Linked DNA regions of Homo sapiens: region 2 is linked to region 1. Evidence: chromatin contacts called from ENCODE Hi-C or POLR2A ChIA-PET data. All regions are on one chromosome and are shown on one strand. The core of a region is the stretch at or near the end of the contact, and the rest is flanking DNA. Distances in the headings are between cores, read along the strand shown.

What was found. A loop is a pair of places that touch in the nucleus more often than their neighbours do. ChIA-PET counts read pairs that join two places held with the same protein, here RNA polymerase II (POLR2A). Pooled maps may share reads with other maps.
Region 2: a map of endothelial cell of umbilical vein shows a loop between it and region 1 (4-fold over the local background). The contact joins two enhancer-like sites. A Hi-C loop is called at or near these places in 1 of 168 maps with a recorded cell type or tissue (endothelial cell of umbilical vein) and 6 of 50 pooled maps. POLR2A ChIA-PET finds 5 or more read pairs at or near these places in 1 of 52 experiments (activated T-cell).

What each region holds. Positions count from the first base shown.
Region 1 is chr3:188,261,087-188,264,772 of GRCh38, reverse strand. The region is part of intron 2 of LPP (LIM domain containing preferred translocation partner in lipoma); the gene reads right to left. Among named protein-coding and RNA genes, the nearest start is that of FLJ42393, 84 kb to the right of the region's middle. Within about 2 kb of position 1,597, at least 19 of the 41 ENCODE cell types and tissues checked have a DNase peak (open chromatin) inside an H3K27ac peak, as active enhancers do; they include endothelial cell of umbilical vein, where a contact is called at or near this core.
Region 2 is chr3:188,899,022-188,902,663 of GRCh38, reverse strand. No RefSeq gene overlaps it. Among named protein-coding and RNA genes, the nearest start is that of TPRG1-AS1, 47 kb to the left of the region's middle. RefSeq lists an enhancer at 1,194-2,393. Within about 2 kb of position 2,168, at least 7 of the 41 ENCODE cell types and tissues checked have a DNase peak (open chromatin) inside an H3K27ac peak, as active enhancers do; they include endothelial cell of umbilical vein, where a contact is called at or near this core.

The DNA.
Region 1 (3,686 bases), core at 348-2,847:
AGAAAAAAGGTGTTTGGGGGTGGCGAACAGGGGTGGGGAAGTGACCAGGACAATGACGAAAGAACGATTTGGCCTGTGTGCTGCTGGTCAGCTTTGGCAGGCCCTCACCCTCTGAACTTTCTCTCCAGAGAGTTATTTGACAAACAGAGTTTCAGAAAACAATTTTCACTTTCTTTCTCCAAACCCCACCTCCCTCCCCTACCTCATTTTAAAAATCAGCTCCAACCTCCTAAAGAGGAAAAGAAAAACTAAGACCCAATTCATTTTACATTTTATACCACTTAAGGAAAAACATTTCTCAGAGCAAATGCTTTATGATTCAGAGAATAACATATTCTCATCCCGTTTCCTTTGACTGCTACAGCTCTCCTCTCATTCCTGTCTTCTCCTTGCCTTTCTTCAACTTGGAAGTGGTTATTTGCCCTCAGATGTGGCCTCATAATTATTCCCATTCAAAATCTCTCTCTCTCTTTCTCTCTCCCTCTCTGTCTCTCTCTCTCTCACACACACACACAAAACTAATGTTTGTTCCTATTGTTCTTGCCTTCATTAGAAGGTAACAGATCTATAAAAGGTAGCATGTGCACTTACTCATTTTAAAGAAAGCTTAATAAGCACCTACTAATAAGCATCCTACTCTCCAGCTGTTTATATTCTAGGGGAGGAGATCAAACATGTCCAACACAAACTGCTCAGCAATGTCGAAGGTGATATGTACAAGACAGGCCTACATGACAGAGCTCACCTAGCTCTGGGAACTGTGGAAGGCTTCCTACATAATACACCTTGCACACAGTAGACCCTCCATAAAAGTCTGTTAAGGGGATGAATGAAGAACAAAATCAGTGAGGATTCACTTGAACATGGACTTAAAAGAATGCGTAAGATTTGGGCAAGCCAAAATGAGAACGCCAACAGTTTAGGAGTGAGAGTGACAGCTACAGGGAGGCAGGAAAATGAGAGGACGCTCCCAGCAATGACTAGAAAGAAGTCTGGTGCAAAAGAAAAATGCTATCAGTGATGGGTTAGAAAGGTACTTATTAAATGAGCTAAGAAAAAACTTTCTACGTGACGGATTATGAGCTAGTCACTGTTAAACCCTTTACAAATATTAACTTATTTAATTCTCACAATGACCCTATTCCTATTCCACAAATGAGGAAAGTGAGGAGCAGGGAGGTGCAGCAACCTCCCGGGGAAAGTGTTGCTTGGTGCTGGAGCAGCCTGGCTGCAAGGTGTGGCTCATAACAACTACCTTACTGTATCTCCACAGCCTATCAATGTCTGGGAGGACAGATCATAGAAAGCCTTAAATGCCAGATGGAGGAGTCCACGCTCTCTTCCATATGCAAAAGGAAGCAACTGAAGGTTTTGAGAGAGAAAATAATAGGGTTGGATTTAGGGAAGATGAATAATTTGGCATTTGTGTTGAAGTCTGACTGGAGCTGGTGAATGGATTAGCGCTTAAGTGATGAATCAACTCCAACATCACCCGCTACCCTCTGCCCCATCATACCCTCATAAATCACTGTGTCATTGTTATGTACATAGTCCAACAGGATATCCAGTAATTTTTCTGTGTACACTCAGACTCTGAAATTTGATTTGTATATTGGAATAGTTTGTTCCCATCTGATTTCCGGGCCGAGGATTCCATGGAGGGATGGCATGGCTGCAGTCAGCAGTGAATGGCCTCTTAGTCTAGCCGGAACACTCCAAGAGGCAGCATTGTACATGTACTGAATAGTCACAAAAATAGCTCAGCTAAAGGACACAGAAAAAAAAAAACTGCACTCTTTGGAGCTGACGTATTTTTCCTTTTCTCCCTCTGCCACTGTTTCTATGACCTAGTAAGGAGGCATCACTGTAGAATGGAAAAAGCACTGAACGAAAATTCAGGAGACCTGGGTTCGAGCACAGATTACCACTTTTTTTTTTTTAACATGATTTCAGACAAGTTCTAGATTTCAGTTTTCCTATCTGTAAAATGAGAGACTGATTCTTAACTCGAGTGATTTTTTTTCCCCGTGTGTGTGTGTGAGACAGAGAGAGAAAGACAGAGAGAGGAGAGAGGAGAGAGAGAAAGAAGAGGAGAAAGAGAACTGAGATAGAGTGAGAGACAGAGAAGAGAGAGAGACAAGAGAGAGAGAGAGATGAGGGGGTGTCAAAAATATACAAGTGCATTTGGGGTGAGATAAGTTTATTTTAAATCTTGAATCCTTTAAAAACGTTACATAAAATAGAGCTGAGAACTAGGTTACAGAGGGTGAGTTAAGATTTTAAAACTTGAGGTCTGATAGCAAAATGGACTTCTACAAATAAAATGTCACAGTAGTTAGCTGTAAGGGGTGGGATTACAGGTACAATCCTTTTCATTTTATAGTTTCCTGTATATTGAAAACCTATACATGAGTACATATTACTTTCACTGTTAAAAAAAAAAACACTATTTTCAATATCTATTTTATTATTAAGAATTTTAAGACTACCCATAATCGTGCTTGGTAGGGAATATCGGTAGAGTCAAGCAGCTCGTTGGCAATGTGAGATGCAGTCTCCTCATTTTTGTAAAGGAAAGGCAGGCTGGAGACCATCATCATCAACTCTGCACTGCCTCAAACCCCTTCGGGGTATATACCCTGGCTTCTAGATGTGTCCTCTTCCCACCAGCCTGGGAGAGAGCCGAATCCCATGCATTCGTCAACCCCAGCATGTAGCACAGTGCCTGCCACATCCTAAATACTTAGGCAACAGTTTCTAACTTAAGAAACAACCTTTCTAAGAACCACTACAGTAGGAAATGAAGATAATATTCAGTTATATCTAACGAACTGTGGTGCTTTTGTCTTTGTTTTATAGACAGAGTTGCACTCTGTGACCCAAGCTGAAGTGCAATGGCACCGTTCTAGCTCACTGCAGCCTTAAACTCCTGGGTTCAAGCGATCCTCCCACCTCCTCAGCCTCCTGAGTGGGTAGGACTACAGATATGTGCCACCACATCTAGCTAATATATATTTTTTTTTTTTTTGGAGAGACAGGGTCTCACTGTGTTGCCCAGGCTGGTCTCAAACCTTTGACCTCAAGCAATTCTCCTACCTTGGTCTCCCAAACTGCTGGAATTACAGGCATGAGCCACCATGTCCGGTCCCAAGAATTGTTTTTCCTTTTTTCATCATGAAGCTATATATGATTTAAATATAACAGTCACTTCTTTAAAAATTAGACTTTGAGTCTGAGCGAAAATCTATAGCTATTTAAAAGATGACAAATATCTGTATGTTGATTGACTTAAAATTTTTTCAAGGCATATTGCTGAGTGAAAAAAATAAATGATAGCACCTGCAGTAATTTACGTAAATTGTAAATGCCGTCATTCACATAAAAGTTGCATGTGTGTATGTGTGTGTGTGTGTCTGTGTAGAGAGAAAGAGAGACTCTAAAAAAGGTATTTTCCAAAACTTTAACAAGGATTATCACTACAGAATAGTCCCAGCTACTTAGAAGGCTGAGGTGGGAGGGTTGATTGAGCCCAGAAGTTCGCAGCTACAGTGAGCCATAATCGTGCTGCTGCATTCCAGCCTGGATGACAAAGGGAGATGCTGTCTCAAAAACAAACAATCTAGTAAGATTATTGTTTTCCTATTTGTACTTTTCTGCCTTGTTCAAATTGTCTTTAGTGCTCAGAA
Region 2 (3,642 bases), core at 919-3,418, 640 kb before region 1:
ATCAGGTTATTAAAGGCACATCAAGTGAGCACTTCTGAGAATGTTCTGGAGCCAATGCCAATATTTTTGCTATGCGATAACTAATGTAAAAAAGTATTTAGCACAGTGCCTCAGGTTTCCTTGCCACTACGGTCCCTTTCTCTAAACCTACTCCCTTACATTGGGTCCAAGGGACCTGCGACCCTACACCCCAGAAGTAGCAGATGATTTTCTCACTGGATGGCCCAAGCCTTCAGGCAGTGTCGTCTCATGGTATACCCAGCGAATTTGCTGTTAACTAAAATTTACTTTGTCACATATATGGCCCTTGGAGGCATCTTGCCAGAACCCAAAAGGTAGAGCAGGGGACTGACTAATTGAGACAGGGTTGTCTGTGCTCATCCAGAGTTCCAGTCTACTGCTACTCCATTTATGGAGCCATGTCTGGGGGGTTCTATTCATTGGCTCAAAAAACCTGTGCAAGGGAATGTTTCTTGTGGTAATCAAAGTGTGTTTACTTGGAAGTTTCATCACTTGAAGAAGTGGTTTATTGCTCGCACAGACTCCTCTGCTGTGAACATTAGATCTAATTAGTAGCTGAAATAGTGATGATTTAGCAAAGCTTCTGCATTTGATGGCTGTGGTTTCTGGGCCACCAATTGCAGTTAAAAAGAAGGCAATCATCTCTGCCATGGAATGAATCCTTTTTCTTAAAATTCCCAGGGAGCTGAAAGGCCCTGTGGGGGCTGGCTTTTTCTTTGACCCTAAAACTGGTGGAAACTCAGAGTTATGGAAATGACTCACACCCCGGGAAAAGCGTATCCCACAGTTGAAAGGGGCTTTAATTGATTTTCAGAGGGGTACTGCACCTCCTTGTGAATGCTCTAGCTTCTAACAATAATGGGAGGAAAATCTTTTTGAGAGGGATAGCAGGCTTTCTCTGAAGGTGGCACGGGACAGCTGATCTGTGCTGCCACCAGATTGATTGGGAGAGGCAGAAAGCTGAGGGTGATGACTGTTCAACATATAGCCTAAAGTGGTAGCTAATAGAGACTGAACCTAGGAGTTGGATGGGGCAGGGGCTTATTGGTTTTAGAAGGAGTGGAGAACATACTGGAACTTCATTCAGTCTGAAATGCTTGGATCAGACAATTTTGGTTATCTATCATCTGCCATACATGTGAGAGAAGGGACTTATCTGACCTTCCAGACGCACGTTTAAACAGTATCCTTTGTTTCCACTCTCTGAAGACATTCCCAGAGCTTAGGCTCTGCTTACTTCTTCATTTCCTCTGTGAGAAAAGTCACTACCAATCGTGTCTCCAGTGATCTAGTCTGCATGGAACACGGCTCTGAATCACTTTCCTTTCCTCAAACACCACTTGCTTCCCAAAAGGCAGAGCTAAAAAGAAGAGTCTGCAGGGAGGCAGAAGAGAGTGCTAATAGTCCAAAGGTGTGAGAGCTTGTTTTTGAAGGAACAGAACTCCTGAAGAAAGAGAGAATTTACCAGTCTGAACTGCTTGGCAGGGAATGTCGTGGCGACACTGCAGGTCTCAGGATGGCCGGAAAAATGTTGGCTCCTCAATGAGCAACTTTGGCAAGGTCCCTTCCAACTTGGATTTCAGTATTCTTTATTGCTTTTGTGAACAAAACATAACAACAAAAACAACAAAAATCCAAGCCAAAAGCCATTGCTAAACTTAGGGGTATTCTTGGGAATTTTGGGATTCTCACCCCTTCTATTTTTCTCCATCATAAGTGGTTATGATGTGCAGGAAGTCATTCTGTCCAGACAGCAAACTATAACAACAGCCTGGAACATTTCCATTGTACTGAGTCAAAAAAAAAAAAAAAATGAAAAGTGCCAGAGGAAGTAATATTAGTCAGTATTTAGTCACACTTAAAAACAATGGGATAGCTTAGGTTGGCTTGACATCACACATTTTCATCTGGTTATGGCCAAGATGAAGCCCTTTCAGCTGGCAAATTTTGTCTGGTGTTTGAAAAGATTTGAGTCCCCTCACTTCTCCCCACCCCATTACAATAAATAACAGAAAATAGTTCTTCACAGCCCTGGAGGAAAAAGATCTTGCGTACAAACTAACAAAGATTTGGGAAGGGTAGAAATGGAATGGAAAACATCTCAGAGGCAACGAAGGGCAAGTCCACACTGGTCTGTCTTCATCTCCTCCTGGAGAAGGGTAATTGCCTTGCTCCTGCTCTGCAACCACACCTCTGGGTCTCCATTTTTTACAGGGACAGCTCTAGAAAGAGGCCTCTTAACCCTTACAATCCCACACACAGACACTCATTCCCTCATTCATTCAAGTCTCCACTTGATATGCATTTATTCAAGGTCTGTTCTATACCTGGCACCATGCATATGGGAATAAGTAAAACCCAATTTGCGACCTTTAGGGCTTTAGTCTAGATGGAATTTTGACCAGAGGAAAAGGAAATTTTAGTTTCACATGACTATCCTAGTGTATGTGTGTTTCAAGTTGCATAGGCACACTTACGAGAGGCAAACACCTTCCTGGAGGCCAAAGAAAGGAGATTTCCTGGAGGCGGTAACCTGAGGGCTGGGTCTTGGAGTGCGGAATTGTTAAAGATAAACAAAGGCAGACGTGTTAAAGTGGTGAAAATAAATCTTGCACAGTAAGCGCTGACAGTAGGGAAAAAAAGCTCAGCTCTGTTCCCAATTGTGTGGAGGTAACTGGGTGTTTTAGAAGGAGAATGAAGGAGTAGGGACAGGGAGTGAGCTCAAGCAGTCAGGAAAGTGAACAGTTACAAAAAGTGGGTTGGAGGGCAGGTCAGTGTAAATGTGATGAAGCCAGCCGTGTCTGCTTTTTAGGAGTCTATTCTCCCATGGAGATTTAGAGACCAAGGCCCTATCCTTCCTGATGATTACCTTTCAAAGGAATGGCTTTGCTTTCAGGTCCTTGAGAAAGACACTCCTGGGTTGTAGGAGACACATACACATACATCTCAAAGTAACAGAGGAAAGATTTACAATTGCAAGCTCCTTAAAGTAAATTCTCTAAGAAAGAGGGAGACGGCGACCTCTCCTCAAGTCTCAGCTAGAAGATACAGTAAATTCTTTTTACAACTACTAAGTTTTTCAGACAGCAACTAAAAGATGGGCTAGGTCTTCCCAGAGATGCAGCCTTGGGTTGCCAGAAGCTATGCTAGGGTTGGTCAAGTCTTTTCCAGCAGGGGTTCAGGATGGAGGCATTATGTGCCGAGAGTTCTTTTATAATTCTCAGAAAGGAAGGGGAAGGAGCAGTCTACCCAGAGATGTGAGATCTGTTGGAGAAGGGTATGTACTTTAATGGCAGGTGTGTTGGGGAGAAGTGGGAATAGATAAGATAACCTGAAGACTTCAAAGTTTTGCTGAGGAATTTTGATCATGTCTTAGGGGTGAAGGAGAGACAGTAAATAGGATCAGGGGATCAGGGGGACAGTGGGGTCCAATTTGTGGCTTGGAAATGCCAGGCTGCCTGCAGTGGTGGATGGCTTAGAGATGGTGATGAGGGGGTAAGGACAGAACTGAGACTGGGATATAAGTGAGGACTCTGGAAGGGTTTCCTAGAGAAACAGAAGCCTGGACTAGGGTGTTATGGACCAAGCCCAAGTGAGGGAGAGAGCCATATTAAGGGGAAG